2 separate regions of the Homo sapiens genome follow, and region 1 is linked to region 2. The links are chromatin contacts, found by Hi-C or POLR2A ChIA-PET in ENCODE. All regions are on one chromosome and are shown on one strand. The core of a region is the stretch at or near the end of the contact, and the rest is flanking DNA. Distances in the headings are between cores, read along the strand shown. Region 1 has its middle 73 kb from the start of CHMP4B. Region 2 holds the start of E2F1 (E2F transcription factor 1).

The links. A loop is a pair of places that touch in the nucleus more often than their neighbours do. ChIA-PET counts read pairs that join two places held with the same protein, here RNA polymerase II (POLR2A). Pooled maps may share reads with other maps.
Region 1: a loop to region 2 is called in a map of OCI-LY7, with 5 times the contacts of the local background. The contact joins the enhancer-like site here to the promoter of E2F1 in region 2. A Hi-C loop is called at or near these places in 1 of 168 maps with a recorded cell type or tissue (OCI-LY7), 2 of 37 single-sample maps with no recorded cell type and 4 of 50 pooled maps. POLR2A ChIA-PET finds 5 or more read pairs at or near these places in 2 of 52 experiments (AG04450 and Panc1).

What each region holds. Positions count from the first base shown.
Region 1 is chr20:33,881,259-33,887,505 of GRCh38, forward strand. No RefSeq gene overlaps it. Among named protein-coding and RNA genes, the nearest start is that of CHMP4B, 73 kb to the left of the region's middle. RefSeq lists enhancers at 1,945-2,064, 2,245-2,504. Within about 2 kb of position 2,018, at least 2 of the 41 ENCODE cell types and tissues checked have a DNase peak (open chromatin) inside an H3K27ac peak, as active enhancers do; they include OCI-LY7, where a contact is called at or near this core.
Region 2 is chr20:33,683,354-33,689,510 of GRCh38, forward strand. E2F1 (E2F transcription factor 1) reads right to left here and starts at 3,032. Exons shown (of 7, transcript NM_005225.3): 1 at 2,651-3,032. The coding sequence starts at 2,911. RefSeq lists silencers at 2,402-2,761, 2,872-3,371.

The DNA of each region.
Region 1 (6,247 bases), core at 768-3,267, 200 kb after region 2:
TTTTGAGACAGGGTCTCACTCCATCACCCAGGCTGGAGTGCAGTGGTGTGATTACAGCTCACTGCAACCTCAACCTCCCAGGCTCAAGTGAACCTCCTACCTCGGCCTCCTGAGTAGCTGGGACTACAGGTGTGTGCCACCACACCTGGCTAACTTAATTTTTTTTTTTTTTTTGAGACAGTTTCACTCTTGTTGTCCAGGCTGGAGTGCAATGGTGAAATCTCAGCTTGCTGCAACCTCTGCCTCTTGGGTTCAAGCGATTCTCCTGCCTCAGCCTCCCGAGTAGCTGGGATTACAGGTATGTGCCACCACGCCCGGCTAATTTTGTATTTTTAGTAAAGACAGGGTTTCACCATGTTGGTCAGGCTGGTCTTGAACTCCCGACCTCAGGTGATCTACTGACCTCGGCCTCCCAAAGTGCTGAGATTACAGGCATGAGCCACCGCACCCGGAAATTTTTTTTTTTTTTTTTGTAGAGACAGGTCACGCTATGTTGCCCAGGCTGGTCTCAAACTCCTGAGCTCAAGCGATCCTCCTGCGTCTGCCTACAAAAGTGTTGAAACTACAGCCACAAGCCAACGCGCCCGGCCTTATGTGTTATCTCTTGCCACATAGTGGCCTCTGCTCCAAGGGAAGCGGGAAGAGTGAGTTTTTTCAGTGGTACCTTTCCTCCCCATCCTGAAAACAAATGTGATTCTCCTCCTAAAGAAGTAGAGCAAGTGGGTGTAGAGTTGTTAACATGCAATGTCTGCCACATAAAACATGATCCCCATTTTGGTGAGGAAATCACAGCCTGGAGAGGTGTGGTGATTTACACAGCCTGGATTCGATTGCACTGAGCCTGCCCCACCCTCACCCTGCTCTGATTCAGGGACCCTGGCCTGGCCCTCATCTTTGGTGGTTGCTGTCGTCAAGGCACTGGCCTTGCGTGATGGATGAGCAGGCAGCCTCATTAAACACAAACCCTTGTTGGTTTCCCAAAGCCCACAGGAGCAGCGAGGCCCGGGATCTGGGAGCAGGGAAGCTGAACAGGACCCCATCTGTCCTGTTCCCTCCGGCTTCTGCTCAAACAGGCATTTGTCTGCCATGGCAAGAGGGCAGCCTCAGACACTTCATCTCTGGGCAATTAGGGGGCTGCACGTGAGAAGAGTAATGACTGGCCAGAGGGGATTTATCAGGGGCCAGTGTGGCTGGGCGGGGCTCAAGATTTGACATCCACCTCTTTTCCGAGGGGAAGGAGCTGGTTAGCATCCCTGCCTGGCAGTGGAGCCTCGTTAGCTCTGCCTTCTACTGTCCCTTCCCCCTCCAACGCTCTGCTCCCCACCCCACCTCCTTGTCTCTGCCCTAGATCAGAGGCCAGGCACTAGCTGGATGGTCACACCTGCCTCCTCCATGCTGCCCCCTGTGAACCACTCTCCGCACTGGCTGCTCACAAGTCTGATCACGTCACACACCTCCTCCCTACCTTTAAATCCTTCCATGGCTCCCTACTGCCCAAATCATAAGCAGCTGTTGTGTTCGGGTGGTCCTAGGTGACCAGCTTCCCCACGAGCGATTTCTCTCCTTTGGTTTGATTCGTGTCAAAGATGAGTCTTAGACACTGCCTGATGCTCAAACGGTTTATCCTTTTCTTAAAAAAAAAAAAGATGGGATCTTGCTGTGTTGCCCAGGCTGGTCTTGAACTCCTGGCCTTAACCCATCTTCCTCCCTTGGCCTCCCAAAGTTCTGAGTTACAAGCATGAACCATGGTGCCCGGCCTCAAGTGATTTATTTTGGCTGTGCTGTTACGAGACAGACATCAATGACACGGGCCAGATACACTTAGGAGGTCAGAGGACCAGCTGACCAGGAGGGTCTCTGTGTAGAGACCATCCTCAGAGTTTGGGGGATCCTTCTCCCTTCCCTAGACCTGGGTTCAGTCTAGGTTAGTCGCCAGGTGTTTCTTTCAAAAAAGAAGTTTAAGCTATTCTTGTAAGGGGAAGCTTTGTTTCAAGGTTTATGAAAGTTGCATCTGTGCTGAGGTGGTCTTGTTTTCTGGAAATCCCCTGGCCAGGGTTGGAAATCCTGGGGCCAGGCTGTATCAACTGCTAAGTGACACCTGGTGTCCGGCCTGTGAGATGCTTAAGTGGGTCCTATGGCTCTTGTTAATCTCACAGTTGCAGTATGTCTCTTTTTATACTATGACAGCAACCTCAGCCCTGGTGACCTCAGCTCCCGCGCCGCATCCTCTGTACTCTTGCTCTTCAATTTTTAAGAATGAGTTTCATGATTATGGGTTTCAAAAATTACATTCAGGACTGCGTGTGGTGGCTCATGCCTATAATCCCAGCACTTTGGGACGCCAAGGTGGGTGGATCACTTGAGGTTAGGAGACCAGTCTGGTCAACATGGTGAAACCCTGTCTCTACTAAAAAAAATAAAACTTAGCAGGGCGTGATGGTGCACACCTGTAATTCCAGCTACTCAGGAGGCTGAGGCAGCAGGATCACTTGAATCTGGGAGGTGGAGGTTGAAGTGAGCCGACAACATGCCACTGCACTCCAGCCTGGGTGACAGAGTGAGACTCCATCTCAAAACAAAAACAAAAACAAAAACAATTCAAAAGGCACACAGTAAAACAAGGCTAACTCCTGCATCGTCCTCACCTGCCTAGTCCCCATCACCTGCCACATGCCTTAGTTCCTTGTGTATCCTTCCAGTTTCTTTATGCAAATGTAAATAGGACAAATATGTCGTCATATTTACCACCCCCACACATGCTTTATATACAAATGGTAGCTTATCAGGAACGTGGTTCTATACTTTCATTTTTGCACTTAATACATCTTGGAGATCTTTTTGTATCTGCAGAGAGAAGGCTGCTTCATTCTCTGGTACAGCTTGACCATCATTTCCTTAGCCAGCTCCCAGGTAGTGGATGTTTGTGTGGCAGGTGCTGCTGCTGCCCTGTCCCATATCTCCCACCTACCAGAGCTCACCAGCAGCCCTTTCATTTCTCCAGGCTTTAGCCCACACAGGTCTCTCTGCCTGGGATATGCTTCTGCTTCTTCATCTCAAATCAAGAGTCTGGCAGCCCCGCCAGAGACACTAACCTAACTAGTTCAGGCAGGGCTAGCACTTTGGGCCTCAGGGTCTCCCTTACCTCCTCTGCCTCAGGAATGATCACAGTGGATTAAATCCTCTCCTTATCTGCCTGCCTGGCTGGGAGCACCTGGGCAGGGGTCAGAGCTGTGGGGGGGCAATGGGGAAGATGAGTCAGATTCATCACTATGTCCCAGCACCTCTTACCACATCCCATGGCCTCTAGTGAAGCAGGAGAAGGATTGTATAAAATCCAAACTCCTTCCCGTGGCCTACAAAGCCCTGCTGACCCCGTCCCTGCCTGCCATCACCCCCAACCTCAGGTCCAGCCAGTGTGGCCTTCTTGTTCCTCAGAGACCTCAAACTCGATCCTGCCTCAGGGCTTTTGTTCTTATACTTTCCTCTACTTGGACTCTCTTTTCCCCAGATCTCCTGATTAGACCTCAGCTCAAATGACACTTCCTCCAAGAGGCCTTCCCTGACCACCTTGACTAAAATATCCTACTCACCCCTGCCAACTTTGGGAACCCAAGGCAGGAAGATCAGTTGAGGCCAGGAGTTCAAGACCAGCCTGGGCAACATAGTGAGATCCCATCTTTGAAAAAAAAAAAAAAACACCCCCACTTTCTTAGCAGTTATGGGATGAATTGTGTCCTTCCCAAAGTTTATAGGTTGAAGCCCTAACCCCGAGTACCTCAGAATGTCACTGTGTTTGGAGATAAGGTCTTTAAAGAGGTGAATAAGTTAAAATGAGGCCAGTAGGGCTGGGTCTTAATCCAATCTGAGTGGTGTCCTTTTTGTTTGTTTGTTTGTTTGTTTTGTTTTGTTTTGTTTTTGAGACAGAGTCTTGCTCTGTCTCCCAGGCTGGAGTGCAGTGATGCGATCTTGGTTCACTGCAACCTCTGCCTCTGGGGTTCAAGCAATTTTCCTGCCTCAGTCTCCCGAGTAGCTGGGACTAACAGGCACGTGCCACCACTCCCGGCTAATTTTTTTTTTGTATTTTTGGTAGAGACAGGGTTTCACCATGTTGGCCAGGCTGGTCTTGAACTCCTGAGCTCGTGATCCACCCATCTCGGCCTCCCAAAGTGCTGGGATAACAGGCGTGAGCCACTGTGCCCGGCCTGGTATCCTTTTTAAAAGGGGGAAGCAACACAAGGGATGAGGGTGCACAGAGGGAAGGCCGTGTGAGGACATGGGGAGGAAAGCCGAGGAGGGAGGCCTCCAAGGAAACCCTGCGGGTGCCTTGGTCTTGGACTTGCTGCCTCTGGAACTGTGGGAAAATAAATTTCTGTTATTTGAGCCAGGGGTCCTCAATCCCCTGGCCATGGACCAGTACTGGTCCATGGCCTATTAGGAACCTGGCACACAGCAGGAGGTGAGTGGCTGGTGAGGGAGAGAAGCTTCGTCTGTATATACAGCCGCTCCCCATCACACGAATGGCTGCCTGAGCTCTGCCTCCTGCCAGATCAGCGGCAGCATTAGATGCTCACAGGAGTGTGAACCCTGTTGTGAACTGTTCATGCGGGGGATCTAGGTTGCATGCTCCTTATGAGAATCTAATGCCTGATGATCTGTCACTGTCTCCCGTGACTCTCAGATGGGACCATCTAGTCGCAGGAAAACAAGCTCAGGCTGGACCTGGTGGCTCACGCCTGTAATCCCAGCACTTTGGGAGGCCGAGGCAGGTGGATCACGAGGTGAGGAGTTTGAGGCCAGCCTGACCAACATGGTGAAACCCTGTCTCTACTAAAAATACAAAAATTAGCAGGGCACGGTGGTGAGCGCTTGTAATTCCAGCTACTCAGGAGGGTGAGGCAGGAGAATTGCTTGAACCCAGGAGGCGGAGGTTGCAGTGAGCCAAGATCGCGCCATTGCACTCCAGCCTGGGCGACAGAGAGAGACTTCGTCTCAAAAAAAAAAAAAAAAAAGGAACACAAGCTCAGGGCTCCCACTGATTCTACATTATGGTGAGTCATATAATTATTTCGTTGTATATTACAGTGTGGTAATAATATAAATAAAGTGTACAATAAATATAATATGAATCATCCCCAAACCATCCCCCCCACTATCCATGGAAAAACTGTCTTCCACGAAACCCGTCCCTGGTGCCAAAAAGGTTGGGACCACTGATTTAAGCTACCCAGTCTGTGGTACTTTGTTATGCAGCCTAAGCTGACTCTACATCTTCCAGCGCATTTCTTCCAATGCACTGTCTGACATGACTTGTTTACTGTCTGCCTCCCCGTACAAGGGCAAGTCATTTAATTGTCTTGCTCATGGTGTAGCCCCAGCTCCTACAACAGAGCCTGGTACATAGTAGGCACTCAATAAATACTCACAGGATGAATGAGCAAATGCCAATTCCATGAAGCAGAGAGTGTCATATGAAGATCCCCCCAACGCTCACAAGCACATGTGTGAATGCACCCACATGTGTGCTCAGACATGTACGTGGATAGCTGGGCGCTCACACACATGCATCCTGCCCTGCATCTTTGCCTCTGACCATGTCCACTTCATGGCAAGGGCCATGTACACAGCCTGCAGGCTCAGCGGATGGCATGACTGTGCCTGTTTCAAGCTGGCTGTGCCTCTGAGCTGCCCTCAGAAACCCACGCCTGGCGCTCCTGTCAGGAGTGTGCTTGGATGCTAGGCCTCCCAGAGGGGTCAGAAGATGGGGAAGAAGAATCTGTTTGCAAATGGAAATCAGAATAAGCTCTACCAGGCACAGAGAACAGGGAAGGCAGTGGGCAGAATATGAGTTTTCCCAGCCCCCCACTGGGGGTCAGAACAATCAGCGAGTTCCTTCTGTGCCAGCCACATGACAAGTACATTATGCCCTGTGAAGTGGTGGGTTATTCACTCCCATTTTACCGATGAGAACACAGGCTGGTGTATCCCAGCATTTTGGGAGGCCGAGGTGGGATGATTTCTTGAGCCCAGGAGGTCTGGTTTGCAGTGATCTGTGATTGTACCATAGCACTCCAGCCTGAGTGACAGAGTAAGTCCCTGTCTCTCTCTCTCTCTCTCTCTCTCTCTCTCTCTCTCTCTCTCTATATATATATATATATATATATATATATATATATATATATATATATATATATTTATGTACACACACACGGGATTGGAGAGACCAATTCAATACTCCCTCAGTATTTTT
Region 2 (6,157 bases), core at 1,782-4,281:
GGCAGAAGAATCGCTTGAACCCAGGAGGTAGAGGTTGCGGTGAGCCGAGATGGCGCCACTGTACTCCAACCTAGGTGACAGAGCGAGACTTCATCTCAAAAAAAAAAAAAAAAAAAAGAGTTAAGAGTTAAGTTTTCAGCTGGGCATGGTGACTCACACCTGTAATCCCAGCACTTTGAGAGGCTGAGACAGTCAGATTGTCTGAACTCAGGAGTTCAAGACCAGCCTGGGCAACATGGCAAGACCCTCTCTCTACTAAAAATACAAAAATTGGCTGGGCATGGTGGTACACGCCTGTAATCCCAGCTACTCGGGAGGCTGAGGCACAGAATAGCTTGAACTTGGGAGGCAGAGGTTGCAGTGAGCCGCAATCACGCCACTGCACTCCAGCCTGGGTAACAGAATGAGACCCTGTCTCCAAAAAAAAAATAAATAAATAAATAAAAAAGTTAAGTTTTCTACATTAAACATGTATTATAGTTATAATACTTGAGTTTGTGGAAGTGGACAGGCAGGGCCAAGAGGAATGGCTGAATTGCAGAGCCTTGTATACAGAATGCCTGCTGGTATAGAAGCTAAGCCTGTAGCTTATTTCAAGGACTGTGCCAGACAAATGCCAGTGCAGAGAGGCCAAAAGCCAAACCTGTGGACTTTCTGGACTTCAGTTCCAGAATGGTGCCAGCCTCCTGGCCCTTAAGTACACTGGGGGCCAGGGCTCCTTGTCTCTGGGCCTAGTGCCTCCTGGGCATTCACTAACTCAACAACTGTTGAATGAATGGAATGCCCAGGCCAATGAGCCTGCCCCTGACAGGTGGAGTGGAGGGCATTTTTCTTTGCCCCTGTCCCTCCCTTTGATCCTAGAACCCATAATCCTGTTCAGATCTTTGAGGACAAGACCCTCAGGTTGTTAGATTTCCGCAGACCTGAGCCTTCTATAATGCTTGTCACACAGCTGAATGGAAGATGCTTGCCCAGGTCCCAAGTGGTACCCACAGGAACAGGCCCCTGGAGTACAGGAGACAGGCCACCTGGCCCACCCCTGGTACAACCCCCTCCCACCCACTCATTAAGAGGGAGGGCCCCTAAAAGCCCTTCTTGCCCTTTCTTCAACCTGTATCAGCATCCCCAGAAAGCAAGGCATCCCAGAGGTCAACCTCAGAGGAAACGCAGACTGCTCTCCCCACTCAAGAGCAGAATGACATGGGAAGATTCTAACATCTCTAGGCCTCAGCTTCCCAATCTGTAAAAAGGGACTGCTGCTGATGGGGTTAAATGAGTTAATTAAGTAAAGCGCTTGGCACAGAGCCTGGCACACAAGACATCCTCAAAACAATGGTGGCTGCTATTGTTATTATTATTAGCATTGTGGTGATTCCGGAAGGCAGCACTGGGCATGGGGCCAAGGGGGTTGGGGGAGCCTCCTCAGGATGCCTCAGGGACCAGCTGCCACCCACACCCCCATCAGCAGTTAGGCAGCTTCTACCTCCTTGTCCTGAGTCCTGCCTCACCCCTCCCACTTGCTCCAAGTTCCCTGCTGAGACCCCATCCTGCCTGGCCAGACCCCGCCTGCACACCAGAGCCCCACCTTCACCCATAGGCTGCGCCAGTCAAACTGGTCTCCACACCCTGCCCTGTGCCCCACAGTTCCCAGCTCCAGGCTTCTACGCCTCCAATCCCTTCTCCCACTGGAATTCAGCCGCCTCTTCTGGGCCCTCCAGTCTGAATTCGTCTTGAGCTCAGCGATCAGGGAGGGCTTTATTAAAGGATCTCCCTGAGACATTTTCTCTCCTGGCACTGGGGGCCTCCTCTCCAGCTCCCAGAGGCCCAGCCCACCTAGTCCTTCTACAGAGACTCAGGGGTCGGCCTGCCTGATTAATGAGGTTCCATGGCAACCAGGGCCTGGGAGGGTGGAGGGTGGCAGATGGAAGGACAGGCAGAGGGAGGGGATCAGCAGCTGGTCCAGCTGCCCCGCCCCTGCAGAGAAGGCCTCCCAGCCAGGAGGGCTGTCCCCAGAGGCCTGGCCGGCCAGGCCTGCACCTGGCAGTCAGCATCGAGGCAGGAAGGAGGGTCTCCTCAATGGCTCACCAACGGTTAGGCCCCAGGACTTTCCTCCGCCCCGCCTTCACTTCCCCTAGCAGCTGTGCTCACTACCGAGATGCAAATTCTGAGCTGAAGCCAGCAGGCCTCAGTTCAAATCCCAGCCCCACCACCTGCAGCCGTGTGACCAGGGGCAAGTCACTTTCCCTCTCTGGGCCTCAGTTCCTCCTCCGTCAGATGGGCACAGTGACAACACAGCTCACAGCGGGGTTGTGAGTTTTAGCTGGCTTGAAGTCGCCCAAAGGCCTGGCATGCAGTAAACGCCAGTTGAATACACGTGGGCTATTATTATCACTGAGTCCGACGCTGGGGAGGCTCCGGTGAGGAAGCTGAGGCGCAGAGCACAGAGCAGCAAACAGGGACCGGCCCGAGGTCACCCCGCACCCCAGGGCGGGGCCCGGAGGCCCAACCCCGGCTCTGCACCGCCCAGCCTGGGCGCCTCAGTCAACCCCTCCCCCGCCCCCTGCCGCCTCCAGGCCAAACACGGCGCCCTCCCGGGTCTGCGCGGGGGGCACAGGCGGCGCTGTCGGCGCGGCGTCCCTGGGGTCCGTACCGGCGGGCGGCCGAGCGCGGGCCGCGGCGCACTGGGTGTGGGCCGGGGCGCCTGCGGTGTGGCGAAGAGCAGCAGGTCAGGGTCGCAGGGGCCGGCGGCGGGCGCCGCGGGGCCGGTGGGAGCCGGCGGGGCGCTGGCGTCCTGCGCGGCGGAGATGATGACGATCTGCGAGGAGTCGAGCAGCCGCAGCGCGCCGGCCCCGAGCAGGGCCTCCAGCGCCGGCGCGCATGGGCCGCCCGCAGGGGCCCCGGCCAAGGCCATGACGCTCACGGCCCGCGCGGCCCGGGTGACAGGCGGCGGCGGCGGCGCGGGCCCATGGCGGCAGGCCTCGGCGAGGGCTCGATCCCGCTCCGCCCCCGGCCGCCGCTGCCTGCAAAGTCCCGGCCACTTTTACGCGCCAAATCCTTTTTGCCGCGAAAGAGCCACGAGCCGCCGAGCGCCGCCACAATTGGCTGCCCCGGCCGTGACGGGAACAACGGCGGCGGTTCCTATTGGCTTTAACGCGCCGGACCCGGCGGCGAGGGGCGGGATGGGGCGGCGGCGCGGGGCGGTACGGCCAATGGCGGGGCGGGGCGCGCGCAGGCTTTGTCCGGATGGTACCAGGCGCGGTGTGACTCCCCGCCCCCAGCCCGGGCGTCCCCTGCTGGAGGCGTGGGGACACCGGAACATAGGCCCCGCCCCGCCCCGACGCTCCCGCATCCCACTGACCTTTCTATAGTGCAGGTTCAGAACAGAGCCTCTCTTCTGCACGTGACCCTCAACCTGTAGCCCCCAACAGCCTCAGCTTAGATTTCCAGAGACTGTCCCCTCTTCTTTTCAGGATCATCAGTTCCACAGCCCAGCCATCAGCCACCTCTTCCATCCTCAACTTGCCTCACCCATGACATTATCCTAATCCTGCACCCAGCCCTATCCCGCTCACCCAGAGCCCAAGCTGAAGAGCGGTGCCTGGAAATGGCGAGGGGGACGTCGGGCTTTCCTGCAAGTCCCATTTTAGCCAAAATCTCCAACAGCCAACGTATAGCATCTGCTTGAACTCATTCATTCCCTCACTCATTCAACAAACGTTTGGAGAGCTTGCTCTGTGCCCCATCCTCAATTCGTGGCCCTAAGGAGCTCACAGTCCAGTAGACAGGGGAACAGAAAGGTAACAGACGTTTACAATACGATGAAGTGGCGTCTGGGCGCGGTGGCTCACCACCGGAATCCCTGTAATCAGCTGGCGGGGTGGATCGCATGAGCCCAGGAGTTCGAGACCAGCCTGATCAACATGGTGAAGACCCATCTCTACAAAAAATACAAAAATTAGCCAGGCATGGTGGCGTGTGCCCGTAGTCCCAGCTACTTGGGAGGCTGAGGTGGGAGGATTGCTTGAGCCCGAGAAGTCGAGGCTGCAGTGAGCTATGATCATGCCACTGCACACCAGCCTGGGCGACAGAGCGAGATCCTGTCTCTAAAACAAAAAAAGAAAACACATCACTTCTAGGGAGCCCTCCCAAGGATTTACTCACTTCCTCTATTGCCCACTGCTGCCTCTGCTCCAATGCTGACCACACACACTCCTTTTCTCCATCTGCCTCCCCTGCCAATCTAGGAGCTCAGTAGCGACTCCTCCCAACACTGGTCTGGCCCAGAGCAGGCGCTGAGAAAGGTTATGAAAGAAACAGAGGCTAAGCCAGAGGCTGCCTAGACTGTGACAAGGAGACCACGGTTCTGCAAGGGTGGTCCTTAGGCCACTGGCTTCAGAACCACGTGGTCACTTGCTAATTTTGGGCCCACCCTGGCCCTGCCAATTTAAAATCTCTAGGTGCCCAAGAATCTGCATTTTAACAATGCCATGTCCCCTTTCCAGGTGATATTTGTTATTCTTTTTCTTTTTTTTTTTTTGACACTTAGGGAATTAGAAAAGCCAGTATCTTATTTTTTTTTTCCTATTTATTTTATATAGACGAGGTCTCACTATGTTGCCCAGGGTAGTCTCAAACCCCTGGGCTCAAGAGATCCTCCCGCCTCAGCCTCCAGCATAGCTGGTACTCCAGGTGACTGCCACCTCACCAAGCTTCCAGGTTATTTTTATGCATACTCACATTTGAAAGCAAACTGGTGTACCAGCATAATCAAAATGAGTGGTGCAGCCTCAAATCACAGCTCCTGAGGATGCTTCTCACCCTTAGTTTCAAATGGGCACACAGACCTTGCCCTGGCCCCTTCCAGGGTTGCCAGGAGAATGAAAAGCATAAGGAATTGGAAAGTGTTTTACAAACTATGAGGTGGTTTAGGAAATCAGGAGTTGTTTTCCCCTCCAATGAGTAGTTTCTGAAATTACTCATTGCAAATCCTAGAATGTATCATAGCTAGAAGGGACCACAGAGACCACATAAGCCTCTTGCTGTATGGATAGGAAAACTGAGGCCCTTTCAGGAGAAAGTAACTGTGAAGCCAACCAGTGACCAAATTGGGCCTACACTGCATTCCCAGCCCTGAGGTCTGCCTGTCCCCCTTCCCCATCCCCTCTCCATAAAGAAGCTGAGGGGTAGGTCCCATTCTAAACAACCAACGCAGGTGCTGGCAGAGAGCAAGAGAAACCAGCACATTCCCATTCCAGATGGAAAGAGTGTCCTTTCCCTGCACCTTCCCACAGGGTCCCAGTAACACTAACATTCATTTGTGTGAAGCCCTCTCAAACCCAAGTCATTCAACAAACACTTATTAAGCACCTATTATATACCAAGCACTGTGCTGGTTTAACTGTGGTGGCTGGCAAAGAGAGATGTCTATTATTATTGCTCCATTTTATGATGAGGAAATTTGAGGCCAAAAGGGCCTGAGTTTACCAAGTAGATGAAAAGGTTATTTTTCAGGCTTGGTGAGGCTGAGGTTGGGGGTTTTCCAAAGTCCTGCCCGCCCCAGAGTATTCAAGTACACATCCAGGTAGAAGTAGGCGCCCTCCGTCCCACAATCCTTCAGGTCCTGCTGAAGCAGAAAGGAGTGAAGACCAGCATTCCTAGCATGAAACTGAGGAAGAGATAAGGGCCTTCTGTACCTATTAATACCTACTTGAAAGCAGAAAAGCCTGATAGATGAGGCCCCTTGGCCCTAAGCCTGGCAGCTCCTGATAAGGCTGTTCTCAATGTCAACAGTTTTCAAAAAACAGTTTCCAAAAAATCCACAGTCACTGGGCAGCCACTTCCATTGATGATCTCCTTTCAACCCCATAATCCCGTAAGTAAGCTTGTTTATCCACATGGTGCAGGAAGGAAGAGGCTCAGAGAGGGGCATTCATAGCTCAAGGTCACACAGCAGAACTGAGATGAGAACTTCACTTGTCCCACTGCAAAACCCAGGACCTGCCCTTGCCACCCTCTGTAAATACCCCAAAAGCCAGGCTCAGGGCTGTCAAGATTATAAAGTGTAGTTTCTAAAGGGTATTATGGTGGATAGTGGCTTGGTTCATAGGTGCTTATTTCCATCACCACCTTCACCAACCAAACTAGAGGAGTTCGAGGG